Regions from separate parts of the Homo sapiens genome. Here region 2 is linked to region 1. The links are chromatin loops, found by intact Hi-C in ENCODE. Cell type or tissue: endothelial cell of umbilical vein. All regions are shown on one strand. Links, peaks and the distances in the headings refer to the core of each region. The heading gives the core; the rest is flanking DNA.

Region 1 (11,756 bases), core at 3,392-7,391:
TAAGAACATAAAAAGGCAACCCAGAGAATGGGAGAAAAATTTGTATATCATATATAGTCTAGATACAAGTTCCTTATCAGATATAAGAACTGTCTCCAATAATAAAAAGACAAATGATCAAATTTAAAAATGGGCAAAAGGTTTAAACAGCCATTTCTCCAAAGATATACAAAAGGTCAATAAGTACATAAAAATAGGCTTAATATTACTAGCTATCAAGGAAATGCAAATCAAAACCACAATGAGATACTACTTTGTACCCTCTAGGATGGCAACAATAAAAAGTCAGATTATAAACAAGTGTGAATAAGGATGTGGAGAAACTGGAATCATAATACACTGTAAAATCAGGTATGCAAAAGGCTATAGCCTCTTTCGAAAACAGTCTGGCAATTCCTTTTGTTAAACACAGATCTACCATATGACCCAGCAATTCCACTACTAAGCATATACCCAAGAGAAGTGAAATATGAGTCTATACAAAACTTGTACACAAACCTTCATAGCAGCATTACTCATAATAGTCAAAAAGTGAACACAACACAAATGTCCATTAACTAATGAACAGATAAATTAAATGTGGTATATCCATACAATAGAATATTATTTGGCAATGAAAAGGAATGAAGTACTGAACCAAACCACAACAAGGTTCTTGGATGAATCTTGAAAGCATGATGCTACTAAATAAAAGAAGCCAGTCACAAAGGACCACTTACTGCATAAGTCCATTTACATGAAATGTCCACAACAGGTGAATCTATAGTGACACAAAGTAGATTAGTTGTTGCCCAGGGCTGGGTGGAATAGGGGAGGAACTGGGGGGGTGATAACAGCTAAGGGGCACTGGGTTTCTTTTTAGGGTAGTGAAAATGTTCCAACATTGATTGTGGTAATGGATTTACAATTTTGTGAATACACTAAAAGCCATTTAATTGTATACTTTAAATGGCGAATTGCATAGTATGTGAATTATAACGCAATAAAGATGTTAAAAAATAGTAAACAGGGCTGGGCGCAGTGGCTCATGCCTCTAATCTCAGCACTTTGGGAGGCTGAGGTGGGTGGATCACTTGAGGTCAGGAGTTCAAGACCAGCCTGGGCAACATGGTGAAACCCTGTCTCTACTAAAAATACAAAAATTAGCCAGGCGTGGTGGTGGACGCCTGTAATCCCAGCTACTTGGGAGGCTGAGGCAGGAGAATTGCTTGATCCTGGGAGGTGGAGGTTGCAGTGAACCGAGATTGTGCCATTGCACTCCAGCCTGGGTGACACAGCAAGACTCTGTCTCAATTTAAAAAAAAAAAAAAAAAAAAAAGGAAACAGATCCAGAGTGGTTAAATAAAAACCTGCTCTACTCACAGGACTATTAAGGCAGTAAAAATGGACCTTTTTAAACTACCAAATCCCCAGGATTTAAACCCTGGTCAGGTGACTTATCCATGGTTATTTCCACGACTACTGAGGAGGAGAGAGAAGAATGTTTATATGAATGCTCTGCCCTCGTGAAAGGCTGGGTCCTAAATGGACATCTGCTGATGCCATCCAGTGTTCCCACGACTGGTAAAGGGAATGAATAAGTTTGTCTGATCCCCAGCTAACACACTGCGATTATGATGGGCCATGTTTAGGGGTTGTTGTCTGTGACTTTAGAAACGAGTTCCAGGTCTTCAGCAAGGGGCTTGGGTATACATGGGATTCACTTGTTTGACCATGGCCTCAGATCTAACCGGATCCAACAGGTCCCCTGTTTAATAGCAGCACTCTCAAGTTTGGTCCCTTTTGTGTGGGACCAAATTAAAGAGCCAAATAAACAAAGGCCGCCGTAATATTTCAACTACAAAGGAAGGAGAGTTCAACAAAAATAGAAATGTTTCCAATAAATAAATAAAATCAACATTCCACTTTAATGACTACTCAAGCCATTCACACAGCAGACTAATTACTTACAAATATTTAAAATACTTAGACTGGTTAATAATCAGTCAATGAGACTTAAGTGACTAAAATTTTGTTTTATTTTATTTTATTATTATTATTTTCTTTTTGAGATGGAGTCTCGCTCTGTCGCCCAGGCTGGAGTGCAGTGGCGCGATCTCAGCTCACTGCAAGCTCCGCCTCCTGGGTTCACGCCATTCTCCTGCCTCAGCCTCCAGAGTAGTTGGGACTACAGGTGCCCGCCACCACACCCGGCTACTTTTTTGTATTTTTAGTAGAGATGGGGTTTCACCATGTTAGCCAGGATGGTCTCTATCTCCTGACCTCGTGATCTGCCCGCCTCGGCCTCCCAAAGTGCTGAGATTACAGGTGTGAGCCACCGCGCCCGGCCAACTAAAATTTTAAAACAGCAAATTAGGAAAAACCACAGTGAAGCCATTACTCATTACTCAATTTTGGCATAAGTTACATTCATCATCCTAAGAAAGTTAAGCAGGCAGAGCTCCTAAGGCCAGAATAATGCATCTGAACTATATTAAACCAAACTGAATTAGTCCTATCAGCCTTATGTATATACAGATTTCACATCTAGCAAGTGTAGTATTTTTGATCCAAGTTGTTTTGGGAAAAAATCCATGTATAAGTGAACCTATGCAGTTCAAATCCATATTGTTCCAGGGTTGGCTGAAAAGGGAAACACTGCTGAGTTCTCACCCTGTACCTACCCCTCTCCACAGTGGTGTGGAGTTAAATACAGTTGTCATTACTTAGTGGACCATATTACTAAATAATTTCTGGACCCTAGCAGCCAAACCATAATAGTGTTACTTACAGTTGAACAAACATTCACTAAATTCTTGCAATGGGCAAGGCACTGTGTTCTACAGTAGGGTGGAGAGGAGCAGGTGCAGGGTGAGAACTCAGTGGTGTTTCCCTTCACAGCTACCCTTGTCTTTAAGGGTCCACCATTGCCTTTAAGTCTGTGTTGAAGTCTTTAAGTCTGTGTTAAAGTCTTTAAGTCTGTGTTAAATACTTAAAGTCTGCCTTTAAGTATCGAATCTTCATGTAGAAGCACCTAGGAGCTAACTGCAGTCAATTTAAATAATGGGATATTTTAAGGAAGAAATAATGAAAGTTTGGGGTAATAAGTCCAGGAAGTAGCTCAAGGCCAAAATTGGGGAGAAAGTCAAACAACTTTATTTTCTGCATAGAGGAATAACTTCAGGAAGTCAAATTTGCACCTACCAACCCCCTCCCCTAAGTCACCATAGCAGGAACAGGAACCAAAGACAAACTGTTATGTACACTGTACATCTACTAAAGCACCTCCTGGTAGAGGTGCTTGTGCAAATGCTCACTTTTCCCACCAGGATTATAAATTCCTTGAGAGCAGGAACAATGTTTGATCCATTTCTGTATCACCCATGCTGTTACAACACAGTGCTTTACCCACTGCAAGATTTAGTAAATGTTTATTCAACTGTAAGTAACACTTTTATGGTTTGGCTGCTAGGGTCCAGAAATTATTCAGTAATATGATCCACTAAGTAATTACAGCTGTATTTATTATGTGAATCTACTTTTTACATATAACTAAAGGCTATAAGGAATAAAATGTTAGGCTGGGTGTGGTGGCTCATGCCCATAATCCCAGCACTTTGGGAGGCCGAGGCAGGCAATCACGAGGTCAGGAGATCGAGGCCATCCTGGCTAACACAGTGAAACCCCGTCTCTAATAAAAATACAAAAACAAAATTAGCCGGGCGTGGTGGCGGGTACCTGTAGTCCCAGCTACTTGGGAGGCTGAGGTGGGAGAATGGCGTGAACCTGGGAGGTGGAGCTTGCAGTGAGCCCAGATTGCACCACTGCACTCCAGCCTGGGCAACAGAGCGAGACTCCATCTCAAAAAAAAAAAAAAAAGAACAAAATGTTAATTTAAAAATCCTAAAACATAAAGCCTATATATGAAAACACCCTAAGGACTTTGTCAGAGGTACAGTACAGACAAATTTCAGAAAGAGGTTAAAAGCTCCACAAAAGGACCTTGTGTGTCTCATTCACATATAGGTGCTATATCCCTTGTACCATGAACAAGACCTGATTTAGTGAACCCTAGGTGCAAACCTGAATTGAATAAATTCGAACTCTCTGGGTTTTCAAATTAAATCTAGTCTTTTATTGTTGAAGCCTTGATTAAACACTGTGCTCTCCTATGACCTTACCAAGAAAAAAAAAGGAGAATTAAAAGAATCTTAGCCTTGAACAAAAAGCTGTTTACATCTAGTGCCAATAAAATAAACAATTCAAATTAAATGGCTTTAGATGTTCTTTGATTTTCTCCAAAGTGTTCAAAATCTTTGAATTTTAGAAAACCAGAAGAGATGGTCAGAGAGACAGAAAGATTCGCTACAGGATGAGAAGGAAAGAAGAAACCCCAATTCGGTAGTGTATACTCTTTGGAATTAGAAAAAAAAGGGAAACAACTCCAGTCAACTCATTCATTTAATAAGGTGCCACCCATTCATTCCTCACTTTCCTCTCCTGGTCAAGTAAGTCACAATTCAAACCCCACCGACAATCTGTGATAAGAGTTCTGTATTCCTTTATGGCCAATAAGAGCTGAAACTAGAGATTCAGAGTTTCATAAATGATCTATTTTTAATTTTAATTCTTTAAGATCTGAATACTATATATGTAAAGATATGCTAGGGTGATTTGAATAACACGATAAAATAACAGCCACTAATTTAGAGTAAGGCAGAGAGAAGAATCCATTCTACGTTTAATTTTATAGTTAAAATAGCCTATAATGTTTAAAAAATAAAGGGTTCTATAAATCAATTATTATAAAAGAAAGCTTAACCACACCAATAGGCAACTACTTGCCTCACAGAAGCGAGGCCTGAATTGGCTGCTTCTGAAAATATCACACTAAAATGCCAAAGGTAACCAACTCATCAGTCCCCGTCCCCACAGCTAGTCCCAGCTGACCTTTCCTCCCTGAGTCTCTAATTTTATCTCAGCACTTCTGTGCCTTGCTATGTATGCAGCTGCACACAGGTCTTCAGGGATCAAGTCTGTCTTGCATGAGTGTCTTGTGTGTCACTCTTACTCCAAACTTGAAACTGCCTCGTCCTGTGCTTAAACCCAGACTAAACAATCCATTTCCTCTGGCAAGATGCAGACTACATCCAGTGTTTCAGTTTGGTACCTGGCTTTTCCTTGGACGTGCGCCAGCAGGAAACAAACAGGAAGTGACTATGCCAACCACAGAGAATGAAACACACGCCTGTCTGGAACGCTACAGTACAGGATGCTTTCAGATACTTAGGTCTGCGTTAGATGTTTTCACGGTGGTGCTTTGTGAGAAGTGTGTCTGAACCAGTCAGAGGTGGGCCCTGCTTTTTAACCTGGACTTATTAGCATAATAATGGTACTTCTAAAAGCCAGTAAAGCAGTCCCTTAAGTAGGCATTTTTTTACTATATAATATTCTGTATGTCTTGTTTTGACTTCTTCCGAAAGCATTAACTATCATCAGATTAAAAGTAAAGCAATCTCAAAAGCATATATGATTTATGAGCAGAGATATTATATAAATAAGTCATTTGACAGGGGAGAGGTCATCCCCATCAGCCAGGAAGCCTGTCTTAGGCACTGACATGTGGTTTCAGTGTTTGCAATTCTTATACAAGAGTGTTATCTAGCTCCGAATCAGTATCACTTGCCTCTCAGTGTACCATTCATCTGCGCTGACTCCAGGAGGTCCTTGTTGACCCGCTCCTAGACTAGGTTGTTACAAGAGAAAAAGGAGGGGATGGAAGGCCCAATTAAGGCTAAAGAAATTGATGATAATAAGCAGAGATAGTCTGGGATAAAAAAATAAAAAAATAAAAAAAACCTTTATTAGAGGAGCTTTCAACCTATAACATTAGCAAGATTCTCAAACATAACTTCTCATGAAGAAGGACTTTAAAAGGCAGTTCCCTATAATGACCATGGTTTAGGTGCTAAAGTCAGAACCAGATGGCTCCTGAAGCCTTGAGAAAGCATAACAAATGCCCTCCAGGTTAGTTTTCAAAGGCACAGATAGGTGCATATAGCAAACCTTCAACCCTTCACTTAATTCTCCTAATTGACTAATGTAGTCTATTACCTTTGTGAACAAAAGGTAAGGTCCCAATTAAGGCAATGGTGAGTTCACTGGATAAAGCAAGTCTTTTTTCAGGTATAATTTACATATAGCAAAAGTCACCCTTTTTAGCATACAGTTCTATGAGTTTTGACAACTGCATACAGTAGTGTAATAACCAATCAGGATATAAAACAGCTCTATCAACCCCTTAAAATTTCCTTGTGCCCCCAGCAGCCTACTCTTACCCCACCAATCTGTTATTTCCCGATAGTTCTATATTTTCCCAAATGGCACATAAATGGAATCATACAATACACAGCTTTTTTAGCCCAATTTCTTTCACTTGGCAAAATGCAGCTGAGGTTCATCCATGATGATGGGTGTATCAATAGTTTGCTTCTTTTTACTAAAGCAGTTTCTTTAAGCAAAACAGCTTAGTGATCAATGATTGATCAAATGAAATAAAAAATATGACCAGGATATACTAAACAGCAAAGTAAAACGCAGTATTGAACCATAGCTTTCCAGTGAGTTCAGAGCCATGTTCTAGTTCCTACATAAAACAACATGTGTACGTAAAATGCCTAAAACTGTGCTTGGCATGCAGTATGCACTGAATAAAGGTCATCCCGTATAGCTATGCTAGAGTGTGCCATTCAGACCACAATGTTATAACAGCAGTAATAATTTAAGACTCAATTAGTTGCATTAAATTACCTTTTTATAGTTTACCTGCCATGGATGTTCTTGACTCAGCTTCTTAAAACACAGTATTCCAAACAAAGAATAGGTCAAGGGAAAGGCTACCTTTTAGAAAAAAGTTTTAAAGCCCAGGTGATAACTGTGTGTGGAGCCTCAGTGAACTGAGTTTTGAGTAGAGTTCTTGATGCCAACTAATTACCATGATCACGGCCAAGGAATCTAGAGTCTCTTTAGATTTCAGTTTCCTCCAACAGCACCTGTCTTCTTTTCCACAAATGGAGAAAGCATCAGTCAGGATATGACTGCCTACAGTGTCATAATATCAAATATCTGAGAAACAACTAACATCTTCAGAACCAACACTCTTTACTGTTGAGGTATATGGATGACACCTCTAAGACTAGACCTAAGAGGAGATGAGTAATACTAGCATACTCTTAGTAGAAAGATCTTAAAGCAATTTGAGATTTCAGCATAGACCAATATTCTAATTAGTTATTTAACTGGGGTCATGATTCTTCCCACCCTAGTTTTCAAACAATAAGAAAGTATTTTTCTGATAGGACAGTATGCTGTCATTGATGCTATCCGTTACCACACTCCGCCCCAGTAGGTAAAACTTTTTTAGCTTGTCAAGCAGTTTAGAGACAAAATAGGGAAAAATTACTCCAGTCCCTTGAAAGAGCCCATTTTATATGGGAGAAGTTTACATAAACATCTCTAGAAAGCACGGCTTGGAACCAGATGAATCTGCAGCCACAAGTGTTTTTACTTTTATAATAAATGCAAAGAAATTTAGCAACTTTTGTGCTTACAGGAAATATAAAACCCTGGTTATGCCCATTTCTAGATTCAATTCTTAACAGTAGTGAAAGCTAACGTCTTCATTTTTACGTTTTTATTTTTCTAAAATGGGGTCTCACTATGTTGTCCAGGCTGATCTCAAGCCTAGGCACAAGCAATCCTCCTGCCTCCGCTTCCCTAGTAGTTGAGACTACAGGTGCGTGACCCCACACCCAGCTCAATATTTTTATAGTGAGGTAACCACATAATTTATCATCCAGACTGGGGCACTTTTGAAAGTAAAAGGAGATGCTATTAATAATTACATTCGGACAACAGGCATTAACCACAAAATGGGCATGTATGATCATGTAACTTGATAGTAAGCATAAATTGGCAATTAAGATGGTAACTTATATTTTGTACCACCATAAACACATACACATGAACTGGCAAAGCAGTCCTTCCTATAAAAGAAAACCTTTATTTCCCCCCTAAACAGTAGGGGAGATTCACTTAATTTTTTGAGTCTTGAAAAGTTAGCATCTAAATCCAATGAAATGCTTTCTTTTAGGTTGGTAAGTTACCAAGAAGCACACAAACCCTGTAACTTGAGCTGTGGAAAGTTAGACATGCAATACAAGAGGACTAACATTAGATTAACATGCCTATTCTGGTGAGTGAATACATCTACAATCAATTTTGAAAGGGCTAAAATCTCACTAAATTAACAGAAATGATGTGAAAAAAATATGATGACATACTATGTCTTCTGATCTTGAGAAAGTCACTTATGCTTAATTCTTGCAGTTGTGAAAAAGAATACTTGGGACCTTATTTTTCAATAGACACTGTAAGAGAAACTTTACTAACACAGATTGACATTTAGAGACAATAACTTATGCAGTGATCCTGAAATCCAATCCAGCCTATTTCATGCACATGACATAATTTCTTCCATGTTAGGTGTGGGAGTTAAGTCACAGTAGAGAACTACAGCAACATCTAAGAACTCCATTAGTGTTAATTGGAGTACCACCAGGAGGTACTATAGGCCAAAAAGGAACAAAGTCATCATATCCAGAATGGGTGAGAATCAAGATTACAAACCATCCTTCTATTTTCCTGTGGACAAATCCGGATCCTCACATCCATTCCATTAGTTTTCTAGGCTATGGTCTTATCCTAACTGCATGTTCTGGCTTTTCTGCCATTTTTTCCCTCTATCTGCCATCCTCCTTGGTCATCAACCCCATCATTTTTATTCTCTACCTCTCTCATAGATACCTCCCTCTCTGGCAGCCCATGTCTTTTTCTGTGTTCACATACTTCCTACTGAAGTCATTTCCTACAATTTACTTCTTTCTACACCAACCCCACTGTTTTACATCAATTATCCCCCAAATAAAAACATTTTCTATAAAGCCTGTTTATGGTAATAGGGATAGGAGTTATAATGTAAGGCTACTTTAAAATGTCATTAATGGCCAGGTGCGCAGTGGCTCATGCCGTAATCCCAGACTTTGGGAGGTTGAGGTGGGTAGATCGCTTGAGGCCAGGAGTTCGAGACCTGCCTGGCAAACGTGGCAAAACCCCATCTCTACTAAAAAATTACAAAAATTAGCCAGGTGTGGTGGTACACACCTATAATCCTAGCTACTCAGAAGGCTGAGGCATGAGAATCGCTTGAACTCAGGAGGCGAAGGTTGCAGTGGGCCAAGATCGAACCACTGCATTCCAGCCTGGGCAACACAGCGAGACTTTGTCTAAAAAAGAAAAGAAAAGAAAAGAAAAGAAAATGTCATTAATCTCTAAAAGAAAAGAAAAGGTCATTCAGTTTCATACTTCCAACTTAAAAAAATAAAAATAAAAAATAAAATAAAATAAAAAGCCCTTTAGATGAAGGACTGGAAGCTGCCTGAAGACCAATGCCTGCTTATTTCCCAATGAGCCCTGTAAGTCCACTTCTGCCCCAGTGGTCAAAGCTGCACTTTTTTTTTTTTTTTTTTTTTTTTCATTAATTTTTATTTTATTTTATTTTATTTTTTTTATTATACTCTAAGTTTTAGGGTACATGTGCACATTGTGCAGGTTAGTTACATATGTATACATGTGCCATGCTGGTGCGCTGCACCCACTAATGTGTCATCTAGCATTAGGTATATCTCCCAATACTATCCCTCCCCCCTCCCCCAACCCCACCACAGTCCCCAGAGTGTGATATTCCCCTTCCTGTGTCCATGTGATCTCATTGTTCAATTCCCACCTATGAGTGAGAATATGCGGTGTTTGTTTTTTTGTTCTTGCGATAGTTTACTGAGAATGATGGTTTCCAATTTCATCCATGTCCCTACAAAGGATATGAACTCATCATTTTTTATGGCTGCATAGTATTCCATGGTGTATATGTGCACTTTGATTTTCCCCAGTATTCTACACTCCACAGCCATGCATTTCAGTTTTGTTATCACTTCCGTATGTTTGCCACCCCCCACTGTTTTCTAGGCCAATGACAAATCCTTTAACCTTTCAATTCCATTGATTATTTTTCCAGCTTTAATGAGATATAATTCACATACAATTCACCCACACAAAGTGTACAACTCAATGGCTCTTAGCATATTCAGAGTTGTGCAACCCTCACTACAATCAATTTTAGAATATTTTTATCACCCCAACAAGAAACTCTGTACCCATCAGCAAATCACTTGCAAAATCTTCCATCCTCCCTACCCTCTAGGCAACAACCACTCTACCTTCTGTTTCTAAAGATTTGCCTATTCTGGGTATTTCATATAAATGAAATCCTCTAATATGTGATCCCTTGTGGCTGGCTTCTTTCACATAACAGAGTTATTTCAATGTTCACCCATATGGTAGCATGTATCAGCATCACCTTCCCTTTCATTGCCAAATAATATTCCATTGTATAGATAGACCCCATTTATAAGTTGATGAACACTTGGGTTGTTTCCATCTTTTGTCTATTGTGAATAATGCTGCTCTGCAGGTTTAGGTACAAGTTGTTGTGTGGACATGTGCTTTCATTCCTCTTGGGCATTGTGATGGTTTGAACTGTGATCCCCTCAAAAAGACAGGCTGAAGTCCCAAACTCCTCATAATGTGACCCTATTTGGAAATACAGTGTTTAACAGAGAATAATCCCATTAAAATGGAGGTCACTGGTGGGAGGCGGCAGGCTAATATTATTGGTGGCCTTATAAAAGGGGAAATGTGGATAAGAAACACACACACAAGGAGAATGCCAAGGAGTGATGCTTCTGCAAGCCACAGAACATCAAAGATTGCCGACAAACACCGAAGCTAGCCAAGGCAAGGAAGAATTGTCTCCTAGAGTCATCAGAGAGAGCACAGCCCTGCTCACACCTTGATTTGGGACTTCCAGCCCCTAGAAAACACATTTCTGTTGTTTTAACCCACCCAGTTTGGTTGTTTTCTTACGGCAGCACTGGGAAGCTAATATAGCTATATGGGTAGGCGTGGGATTGCTGGATCATATGGTAACTCTATGTTTAGCCCTTCTGAGGAACTGCCAGATTGTTTTCCAAAGCAGGTACACCATTTGATTAAATTAATTAAATAAATTGCTAATAGTTTCAAAGCCTCCCTCAAATGTAGAAAAGTAAGTTTTGCTATGTCTAAACACAACCTCTACATGTAATTCTCTCTTTGCCCCCACCATGGTTATAGTCTTCTTTACCATCATTTGTTAAACTTTCCGATTTCCCTCAAAAAGAACAGTAAAAAATAGTTAAATCATCAATGCACTAGCAGGAGGGGATGTGTACAATGAGCTGTGGTTGGGCTGTAGAATCGTTTTAAAGAGATCTATAATAAATTTGAAGATAGGTGAAGAGTCAATGGTATTAAACAGTAGGAAACTTTTTTAAAAGGGGGACTTCCAAGCTAAGAAGGTGGAGAAAGATGATCCTAAAGGAGATAGTGGTGTTTTCTTGAGAGAAGGGAGCCTGGCCACAATAAATCTGAGACCCAGCTCTGAAAAAGGAGTTGGCACGGTTGAATAGAATACACCTCTGGCAGAAACTCTGAAATTCTGAATTTCAGTTTGTTGTTGTCTAGTAGAAGCCTCAACTCTTCTTCAAACAATAAAATACTATGGTCCATTAATGATGAAGTTATATATCACTAATAATGAAGTTAAAGATCTAATTATTCTG
Region 2 (11,756 bases), core at 4,890-8,889, 51 kb before region 1:
TTTTAAAAATGGACTTTGCTTGTTCTTCCTGCTCAAGCTACTTTATAAAAATGGACTGTTCCCGCCATGCCTGGCAGAGCTCCTGTCTATTTTGTGGACTAGATGATGTTCAGTTTATGAACTAAGAAAAGCTGGTTTGATAGTTTGATCTTTAAAACTCCATTTGTTAAAATTTTGTTCTTTGACAGGAGTAAGAAGCAAAGACGGGTGTGGGCATGTGACTAGAGGGTCCTGAGGAGCAGAAGATGAGTTGCATGTGCTACGATCGCCTGTTTGACTTGCAAAGCACATGGCTCTCACTAACATCAGTAGAATCTGAATCCATGGAACAGATCTTTGTCAATTACTATTGTTATTAGTTTTCCTTTTTATCTGATAGTTCAGATTCTGTACCCTCTTCAGGTTTCCAGAAGATTTCTTTTCCTGTAAATCTTGATGAGAGGCAAAACTTGCTTCCCACTGTAGAAGTGGAAGGCTCATTTCCCAGTCTCCCTTGCAGTTGGGGTTCAGAATATGACTGAGCTCTTCCTGGCAGATGCACCCTTCTAGTAGTGCAAAGAAGCTGTGAGGAGGAGGAACATTTCTGGAGGTTGGCGGCAGTACTGCCAACAATGTGGACTTTCTAGTGACAACAGTGGCTGAGGAGCACCAGATGTGGAGTGATGGTGACTTCAGGGGTGAGCTGTGACGTCCAGCATTATCCTCACTAGATGGGCTCTGGAGCAAGATTTTAGCTGTGGTCCTGGCTGCTGCCAGGCCTCATTTGTCCCTGTTCAATTTCTAAGCCTGGTTTTGAAGTCTGTGAAATACACAATACCCTTTTATTAAATGCTTTTTCTGCTGAAATCAACCACATCTGTTTGAGTTGTTTGCAATTATAAAGCCCTGACTAATACAACTGGTGATACAAATTTTTTTTTTATGGTGATGGCTAGAACTGCCAGCTGTCTGCCAATGTTCTCCTTTTTGTCCTTTTGTAACATAATTCTGTATTTCAGCTGTATCCCTGGCAGCATCCGTGTCCTGATCTTTATATATATATATAATATATTGTATATTATATATCTAAAGCTATATAATATATATTATATATCTAAAGCTATATAATATATATTATATATATAAAGCTATATAATATATATTATATATATAAAGCTATATAATATAATATATAAAAAGATATATATTATATTAAGTTATATACATATAATATATAAAGATCAATTAAGATTATATATGCTAATATATTAATATATTCTTATATATTTATATATGCTTATATAGTTATATATGCTAATTGTATTATCTGAGTCTTTTCTGAATCAGTTTCAGCTGATTTTTCTTCTCCTTATGTGTTGTATTTCTCAGCTTTTTTTGCATGCCTGGTAATTTTTGGTGGGATGTTAGCCATTGTGGATTTTATCTTGTTAGGTGCTGAATAATGGTGTATTCCTATAAGTATTCTTGGGTTTTGTTATAAGATTCAGTTAAGTTACTTGGTGTATTAGTCTTCTAATGCTGCTGTAACAAATTACCCAAATTTAGTAGCTTAAAACAATAGAAATTTATTATTTCACAGTACTAGAGACCAGAAGTCTGAAAGCAAAGTGTCATCAGGGGACCCCATAGAGGTTTTAGAAGAGAATTCATTCCTGACCTCTTCTAGCTTCTGGTAGTGCCTTGGCCACGTCACTCCAATGTGCCTCTGTCTTTGTAGCACCTTCTCCTCTGCGTACATCTAATCTCCTCCTGCCTCACTCTTATGATGACACTTGTGGTGGCATCAAGGGCCCAGCCAGATAATCCAGGATGTTATTCTCATGTCAAGATCCTTAAGGTAATCACATCAGTAAAGACTCTTTTTTCAAATAAGGTGACATTTATAGGTTCCAGGGATTAAAATCCAATGTCTTTGGGCCACCATTCAGCCCATTGCCCTTGGAAATAAATTGATCCTTTCAGGTCTTGTTTTCAGCTTTGTTAGGTGGGACAAGAGCACTGAAGAGTGATATTTGTCAAGCACCAACTGTTAGAATTGGGGGTACCACAGAATCTAAGGGTGATATTAATGCTATACATGCTCAGGAAATTGAGGAATTGCAAATCCTGCCCTAAATCACCCACTTTTGAAAAGCCCTTTGAGAGAGAGATGCATACAAATTATAAAACAGACAAAGTGACACTTCGTTTTCAGGATGGTTTGGATCCCACATGGAATGTAGAATCCAGGGAGATAGGTTGAACCCATGGACACCTCCTTTTGTTCCATGGATGACAGGCCTGAGGAGAGATATCACTGTCAATTTCTGCACTAAGATCCAGAAATATTGAATTAAGGAAAGGCTTACTTTGAGGCCTTGAATAGAGCTAGTCTGGGCTGTCCACATAGGTACTCAGGCCAGGGCTGTGGCCCTGGAGAATGGTGTTTGAGGAGTGAAAGAGATTACAGTTCTTTCTGGCTGTCAGGAGCAATCCCTAGGCCACCTCATGTCATCATTCTCAGAAATTAAATAGAAAAGGGAGGCCACAAGAAGAGGGGGTTGACTGCACCCACCTCTTGGCTCCTAGACACAGGGAATTAGCTGAAGCTTTGCAGAGGAAGAGAAGGATGCAGAAGCCAGCCTCCTGGTTAGGCACAGGACCTTGTTCTCAGCACACTGATGTCCCCCTGGGTGTGAATGGCTGATACACGTTCTTAAGGCCATCCAACCTCAGAAGAGGAGGGAGAGGGCAGTAGAAAGGAGGAAGGAGTATGGAGCTCCCCCTGGAGGAGTGCTGGCTGAAGCATACTGGATTGTTCTAAATTCACTTTCCTAATCTTCCTCTGTACCTGTTTCACAAGCAATGAAACTGAGGCTTAAAGAAGCTAAGGACTTTGGGAGACAGTGTGGTATAGAAGAATCGTGGACCTTGGAGTCAAACAAACCAAGAGTTCTTTAGCCAGCTACTGACTATATGATTTAGCTAAACTATTTTCATGTGCTATTGTAAAAATAAAGTGAAATCATATTGCATATGCAACACTACCATCAAGTCTGGCATACAGTAGGTGTGCTGTAATCTTAGTTATTTTTCCTTTCTTTGTCCAAGGTCACAGAGTCAGTCCACAGCTGGAGGAGCTGAGGTTCAGACTTATATCTTTCTGAGCTACAACCCCAGGCGCTCTCCCCTCAGTGATGCCTTTCTCTCAGCTTCCCCTGAATATTAAACCTAGGTTCCCTTCTCAAAGGCCTTTCCCAGCTAAGCTGGTTAATCTTCATATCCAAGAAACAAGAAGATGGTTGCTAAACAACCCCTTTTTAGGGCTAGAGTGCCTTCCCTTCCCTAAAGTGTATTCACTCTCACCTCCGGAGAAATATAAACACGCCTTGGTGAGGGGCTGGAACTCGAAGCTGGCCAGGCTTGCCCTTTCCCAGTGATTCTTCAGGCTCACAAGGGAAACCCTTGAAGGGAATCCCTCTGGGCAGCAAAGTCCATCCCTTTTATGGACAGATTCTCCTGCTGCCGCATAGCAAACCCTGAGCAAATTTTTGGCATGCAAGAGGCCCCACATCTTTTTGTCTAAAAGGCAAATATGCTTCTCTGAATTCATAACAGCAGCTCAGTTTTAAAATATTTTTCAGATCCCATTGAACGCCTCCTCTATCCAGGCTTTTCTCAGACTCAATAAACAGTAGGATTCTAAAGCCAAGAGAATCCCCCTACTTCCAACATGATTTTGTCCAACTGGCTACCTCTAAACTAGGCTTTCTCAACCTCAGCACTATGGACATTTGGAACAGGTGCATTCTTTGCATTGTGGAACATTCAGTAGCATCCGTGGCTTCCACTCATTATGTACCAGTAGCACCATCCCAGACTGCCCCCAAAATTGTGACAGTCAGAAATATTTCCAGACATGCCACATGTTCTCTAAGAGACAAAATCACCCCCACTTGAGAACACTGCTTTAAACAGACCTGGAATGAGGTTTAAAACTGGTTTTGAGCTTGCAGTTTTCTGCAAAAAAAAAAAAAAAAAAAAAAAAAAAAGTTACCTTTTCTACTGTACTTGACAGCTTGAGTCATTAGTGAATCAAATGGGAATATTGGGGGTATTGAGTATGGCTGGATTTAAGGGTGCCAAGAGCAGTGGTATATAGCATGATATTGAGCACTACCTTATTTCTAACTCAATTAATGTCAGGACAAGAGGACCAGGGTAGGGCTCTGAGCCATACTAACCCTAAACTACCCAGAAGATAGACAGAATTTTCCTAAGGGATTAAAAATCCTAGGCCAAGATGCAGAAACTGCAGAGAAACTTCAGATTACCCTAAATGCCCTTTACATATGTGATCTCATTTAATCTGTGATATGCCTCGAGGAGGTATAACAGTTATATCTTTTTACGCAAGAACTGAAACTCAAAAAGATTGAGTAATTTATCCAAGGTCGGTCAGCTGATAACTGATAGAGATGAGCTTCATACTCAGGCTTAGCTGTGGGGGTGATAGTTAATATTAGAAACCAATCCGTGTTAGTGCTTCCCTTGGCTGGTTAGAATCCTGGTGCCTCTGGAATCACTACAACCCCAGGCAGCTGGTAGGTCTCATCCTGATAGCTCTCATTCTAGAGCAGCTGGGCTCTCTGACAAAGGCCTCTGGAAATTCAGCCCCAGAAGTTAACTGTGAGTCCCATTTTCCTAAATTCAAAGAAAAGCTGACTTGCCTTTCCACTATATATCTAATAGAAAAGGCCTCCCAGCAGGGACTGTGGGTAAATGGAAGTAAAAGGATAGCAGAAAGGAAAGGTGGAGGGGGTGGAATAAGATGTAACAAAGGAGTGAGAAATAAAACTACGGTAGAGGCCAGGCACGGTGGTTCACACCTGTAATCTCAGCACTTTGGGAGGCTGAGGTGGGCAGATCACGAGGTCAGGAGTTCGAGACCAGCCTGACCAATATGGTGAAACCCTGTGTCTACTAAAAATACAAAAATTAGCCAGGTGTGGTGGCATGCTCCTGTAATCCTAGCTACTCGGGGAGGCTGAGGCAGGAGAATCGCTTGAACCTGGGAGGCAGAGGGTGCAGTGAGCTGAGATTGTGCCACTGCACTCCAGCCTGGGCGACAGAGGAAGATTCCATCTCAGAAACAAACAAACAAACAAATAAATAAATAAATAAATAAATAAACAAAATCGAACTACTGCAGAATGCACAGCACAAAGTTGGAAAGATGAGAACACTAAAATCAAAAGATTAGAAGAAGAAGAAAAGAGAAAAGAGAATGGTGAAAGGGTAAGAGAGGAAAAAAGTGGCAAAGAGAAGAGAAACTTGGCCGGAGGAAAGGAACAATAGAAGAGAGGGAATCTGCTCCAAAGTCATCTTTGTGGCTATTGACTCCTGGTGAGCTTTAAATTTGAACACGACCTGTGAATAACCGGCAAGGTGTCTGTGCACAAATCATACAGTAAAGACTTCCACGTGTTAGGATCCAGCCATTCTAGGATATTCACTTAACTAGAATGTTTTAGCTGTGCTCTAGCTTTAAGAAAGAGAAAAACCATCAGAGGAAAAAGCTACAGTCAGGGAATGAAAAGAAAAACCCCACCATAGATCTTCAGGGTAGAGTCACACTTGCTTAGAGCCAAACGGAAACCCCATCACAAAGTATTGAGACTGCGTTCCATAAATTACACAGCACGAGCTACCCCACTACTATCAAGTCTTACCTATGTGATGAAAAATATTCTTCAAGTACTGACTCCAAATCTGATAGGATATTGTGGTTACCATATGTTGATCATTTACCAGTATTCCTACAGCAATAATGTTGCAAGGAATACCATCATCTCCATTGATGGAGATGGAGACACTACCGCCAAGAAGGGTGGAATAACTGGCCTGAGGTCACACAGCTAGTCACTGGGATTGGCTGTAGACCCCCTCGGTCTTTCCCCTAAACCACATCCACCCTTCACCCCCCCACCTCCCCTAAACACACACAGCCATGGGGTTGTATTTTTTGCTATAGTAGAACAGTAAACCCAGTAAACTGTTCTACTATAGCAGTAGAAACCAGCAGTAGAACAGTAGAAACTGTTCTACTATAGTAGAAACCCAGGAATTCTAAGTTTTTTAATCCACAAAGGCTGAAACAAAATCATGCCTTGTGCTCAATTCATAGAATTGCAGAATTCCAAGGCTGGCAGGACTCCAGGGTCATGAAGTACCCCATCCTTTTTTTTTTTTTTTTTGCAGATGACTTAAACCAGGCTCAGTGAGTTGAAAGGCCCAAAGTCACTGCAGTTAATCAGAAAATTAAATTAACTGAAAATCGCCGTTCTTGAAAATATCCTATTCCCAGGCATTTTCTTGCACCCCTAAGGGGAACATTCTTCTCTTCCAGAGGGCTGCTCCACTGCTCTTGCCACAACTGTGGGGGACACAGGGAGGCCACAGAGCCTCCTGTTCCAGCGGCCTATAGCGAATATCAGGAACAGCCCCAGGCTGTTGGGCTACAGGTAGGGAGAAGATTCAGAGGGTCTGTTAGGCAGACCACAGCTTTGCTAAGAAGTTACATGGCAAACACCAAATCACCAGTTCTCAACTCTTTGTTTGATGCTATTACTTTTATAATCTATGGTTCCCTTTAAATCTAGTGTAATATGACAAGCTTATAATTCAAAACACATTTGTACAAAATGTAAAATACACACTGTACAAGCCCATGAATATAAGACACAATGTTCCCTTCAGGCCTCCTACTGAAAGCAGACAACACTTCTTCAAATCATCTGACATTTCTTGTCTGCTAGCTTGAAGACCCTTCATTCCCCACTCTCTGTTGTTTTCCTATTGACCAACTGCTACATTTCATGTGGGTCCTCTTGCTCATGTATGAGTGCATGTTAAGCGTTTGTTTTCCTTTAGGACAGACATTCCCTGCTGTGTTTTTCCTGGATTTGGACTATTTTTACTATTTACTTTATGTTGCCATGGAGATGGGGAGATCACAGATGTTAAGCGTTGGAATCTGGGGCCACAGGAGACATTTATCATTGTACTTTGTATGAAGTAGGCTCTTGTTCCCCATTTCTGCAAAGCCTCATGTTTATTTTATAAAGAAGTTACTAATGAGGACTCAGGCCTAATAAATAATGGGAAACTCTGCTTCACCTCCATGGCACATGCTTATTACAACAGCGATCTTATTAGGAAGGAAGGTAGAGCTCCTGAACACACAGAGATTAGCAGCCGTCAGTTTTTTCCTCTGCAGGAAATAGAAGGATGCATCAGAACAAGGGGCCCATTCATCATTCTTTCCCAGCTCCTTGAAGAAGAGAAACTTTCCCAAATTATTTCAACTATGCTCTGCAAGGAAAAAAAAAAAAAAAAAAAAGAGGAGGGCTAACCAGAGTGCCACTGTCGTCACTAACAAATGTTTGCTGATTACTGGTGAACAAAGGGTGAGTCTGACTTCAGCAAAATACAGTGGGTGAAGTTTACAAAGGCTACATTCTAAAAAATACTAAACATAGGTGCTGAAAGCATACACGCTAACCAAAGCGGGGGTTAAGAAACCCAGCTTTTATTCTTTTGAAGGATCTGTGTAGCTCAAAGTACAACTGAGTTGAAACAGAGATACAAACAAGAAAACAAACACTCACTGCGGGCATCTTTGGCGATTGATGTGAACATTTCGGGGGCATCTTTGGTGATTGATGTGAACATTTCGGGATTTGAACATTTTGGCTTTTGAACAGGTAACTCTCAAAATTCATTCCCTTAAGACTCAACCAAGGTAACTTTTGGCTTCTGTCACCTTGTCCAAACCAGATTGGGGTCCTTAAAAGCTCTTTTTTGCACACACACAAGGCCGTTGACGTCCAAGCAAAACAAAATGGACAAACACATATCGGACAATGGCCATTGATGGGCCCAGCTACACTCTTCCTGTGCTTGGAGAAATCTCTCCTATCCCCCCTCGCAAACTACCGGTTTCTTTCCCTGGACGCTGTTCTCTGCCTGCTCTTTCTAGGAGACAATGATGACTGCCCCATTTCCCTGGACTCTAGCCCTTTGCCTGATTGGTACTTTATTTAGATTGGCTGTTTGGCTCTTCCTAGGCTTCACCCTGGGTGCTCTGCTACTTTTTACAGGTCTACACCAAGTTCCTCTGGCGAGCCTCATAACCCTGTTCTGCTCCCAACTCTTGTTGTAGGGACCCCAGCCCTCTATTTGCCCTGTAAAGTTATTTGGACATATTTTTTTATCCCTTTTTGTCTCTCCTCTTTCTATTTTTTTCTTCCTTATTTATTCTTCACTTCTCCCTTTCCTTCTTCTCTGAAGCTTAAATTTTCTCTTTAAACAATCATTTTTCCGTTCCCAGTGACCTTCATAATTTGGTCTGAAAGTTAATATTTCTGTAGCTAAAATGTTTTAAGAGGCAATAGTGGCAGAAAGAACATTGGACTAGCTTCAGACCTTAGTTCTAACATTTGTGAGCTGTAGGATATTGGGGAAAATAATGTCCTTATACCTCAGTTTCTTCATTTGCAAAATGGAGATAATACTCTATAGTGTACACAGTAGTCATGAGGCTAGCATGGGTGAGAACCACTGATAGGTTCCCAGTAAAAGGTAATTATTTCATTCAACTTGACTCAAAAATTTATTTGGCAAGTGTTATTCATCTAGGTATGACATCTAAGCAATAGTGACAATATTTTGGGGAAATAAAAACTCCAGAAACAGTTGTCAAGAACTGCTAAGGGTCTTAGATTTTACCCTTCTTGAAAACTAGCAACCAGTATAAGACATGAGACTTCTGGGTCAGAGACAAAGAATTTTATTATTCACAACAACAGCAGTAGCCAACGTCTTCTGATTGCAACAGAAATTTGTACAGTAATTTACTCTAATTTTAAAACAGCTGAGGCCAGGTTTTATGCATTTTTAATGCATAACAAGCCTTTTATAAATCATCTGTATTTTACTACTTGTCTCTGCTCCCATCTCAGATACATCATTATATGAAACATTTTTTTCCCATTAAATAAACACATGTATACAAATAAATATAAGTATGTAATTTATAGCAGTTGAGTTTAGTGATTAAAAACTCAGGTTCAGAAGTCAACCTGCCTCGGCTCAAATCCCAGCTTAACCACCACAGAGTGACCTTGGGCAAGCTATTTAACTTCTCTGTGCCTTTTTGTCATGTCTGTAAAATGGAGATAATAACAGTGTCTACTTCATAAGATTGATGAGTGGATAGAATGTTATAATCCATGTAAAGTGCTTATGACATCAAGCTTACAATAAATGGTAGCTATTATTAATAGTGTAAATTCACACAATCCTTTGGATTTCATCTTCTTTCCCAAGAGGAGGATTTAAAAAAATGTTTTCAATCTAGAACTTAGGGTTTCAGAATAAATCCACAGGCACTTATAAAAAAACTGCTCTCCCATTTTTCTTCTCTTACCATGAACCAACTTTAGATTGATTCTGTGTTTAAAAACAAAAGGGAAAAAGAAAAATAGGTACCAAATGAAAATTCTACCTTCTGGAAGCATTCACATAGTTAGTATTGTTTTTTTTCCATGACAAGAAGAATGTTCTTTTATCTAGAAACCATCTATATTGCTAGCATTTTCTCTTTGTTTTAGCTGTAGTCCAAGCAAGTTATTTACTAAGAAGCTAAAAATCGGAAATATATGTCTCCATATTTATGTTTTCTTAGTCATTTGTTTTTTAATTCTTGAAATCTCCAAAGGCAATTGGCACACACAAAAAAATCCTGGGGCTTAAGGAAAATGTTTACCAATCCATTAAACATATACAAGCCCTGGTTATAATAATTGTGCCTTCTTTCAAGTGGAGCTGGCAGGGCCTTCCCTATCATGGAGTCAAACTCCTCACTTTGACTTTATGGACCCGGAGCCTGAGCACAGGGAGGCGGGCGAATGCTCCAGTCTGAGCAGCCAAGTGCAGCTGGATTCCAGTGCTTTCTCTGCATCACACCATTCCTTCTGCCTGGCCACCTTCTATCCCCTTATTTTCCTTCATTCTCAGGATCAAAGCAGGTACATTTAGTTGGTATTGCATGAAATGCGATGTGTTGAATGAAACTGAAATGTGTTCCGATTTCATTCCTGGTGCTTTCTTGGCCATTGTAAGCAAGGTACCAAGGTCACTCTGCTTTTCCAATTGGGCTTTTTCAGCTTATTAAAACTACAGTGGTCCTTTGGGTGGTGACACCATTATGTATGGCACTGTTATGGCAGATACATGACATTATACATTTGTCAAAACACATAGACCTATGCAACACAGAATGAACCCTACCCTAAACCATGGATTTTAGTTCATAATAGCATTATTGGTTTTGATTAATCAGTTTTAACAAGTGTACCACACTAATGTCAGATGTTAACACTAGGGGAAACTGTGTGTGTTGAGGTGGGGGAAAGAGACGGAACTCACTGTACTTTCTGCTCAATTATTCTGTAAAAATATACCGTCCTAAAAATTAAATATATTATAGACAGATAGATAGATGATAGATAGATAGACAGAGTCTAAGATAAGTATATATATAAAGCTTCAGTGGTCAAACCTTGTTATATTTGAGAGATAGTATGGTAATGGAGCTTGTTTACCAACAACAATAACCACAAAAAATCGAAGACCAGTGATTTCTTATCTCATTTGGCATTGGTCTTTGGTGTGAAAAAGGTAAATTCTAGAACTCACTATTCACATAATCCATATCACACATCAAAGTCTACAGTATAAATACTATTCCTTAATAAAACTGATAATTTGCAAGGCATGGTGCAATGTAGTTTTGAAAGATGCTGTCATCTTTTTAATAACTAGCTCACATCCACTCTACCTGCCATGAATATTTGAACTCACTTTGGTCATGGTGTTGACATGAACCCTTCTGGCTGAGTTTTTTCCCTGACATTGTTTTCACTCTGTCCATTTATATTTTTGCTTATATTTTTGCCAATTTATTTGATGGTGTGTTAAAAACTGATTCAAACATCTAAAAGTTTCTTCTTCTGTCATGTACATTTCAAGAGTTTAGAAAATAATAAATCTTTCTCATATTTGCCTGCATGGACTTACAATACAAAAGCAAGCAACACAGAGTCTTGTCCACTGGAGCTATCAAAATTTCACAAAATTTCAGCCTTTTAATTGATTCATTAAACACACTGGGTGATAATTCTTGCATCTGAGCTAGTATCTTATGAGACAGTGAGAGTGGTTGAATTTTTATAGTAGCCAGTTGCATTGTTTAAACAGATGGTTTAACAAAACTACCCCTGATGGTACATTCCATTTTCCCTCAGAGTACATCTACTTAGAGTCATGCTGAATGTGACTTTTTATTGTAAGATTTAATTTTAGTTCATATTCCGTTTTCTAGGTACAGTAAGTTCAAGACACACTGTAAGATACCAATAACCTTATTTTTATTCTCACTATATTCTGTTTCAAAATACCATTGTATGGCTGCAGCAGACCAGCATGGCACATGTATACATATGTAACTAACCTGCACATTGTGCACATGTACCCTAAAACTTAAAGTATAATAATAATAATAATAAAACAAAATACCATTGTAACTTGGCAGGCATCGTAAAACTATTTTGCAAATTTTTACTGCATGAAGTACATCCAGTAACTTTTAGCTCCATAAAAGGTGAATCCCAATGACAAATAATTATTAATGTTTTCCTTGTCTCTGCATGACT

The links. A loop is a pair of places that touch in the nucleus more often than their neighbours do. Peaks named below come from ENCODE experiments on the same cell type or tissue, not always from the same donor. Only the 100,000 strongest peaks of a DNase experiment are listed, where the experiment ranks them.
Region 2: it touches region 1 in a loop (9-fold over the local background); 5 of 110 quality-filtered maps call a loop at or near these places.

The regions. Positions count from the first base shown.
Region 1 is chr7:134,663,466-134,675,221 of GRCh38, reverse strand. All of the region lies in intron 2 of BPGM (bisphosphoglycerate mutase), which reads right to left. All of the region lies in intron 1 of LOC124901750 (a long non-coding RNA gene), which reads left to right. Among named protein-coding and RNA genes, the nearest start is that of BPGM, 22 kb to the right of the region's middle. In endothelial cell of umbilical vein, for the core only: no CTCF peak of the experiment used is centred there; a DNase peak (open chromatin) is centred at 5,151; H3K27ac peaks cover 4,000 bases.
Region 2 is chr7:134,715,810-134,727,565 of GRCh38, reverse strand. All of the region lies in intron 1 of LOC124901750 (a long non-coding RNA gene), which reads left to right. It also overlaps a transcript of CALD1 not described here. Among named protein-coding and RNA genes, the nearest start is that of CALD1, 58 kb to the left of the region's middle. In endothelial cell of umbilical vein, for the core only: no CTCF peak of the experiment used is centred there; a DNase peak (open chromatin) is centred at 7,195; H3K27ac peaks cover 1,522 bases.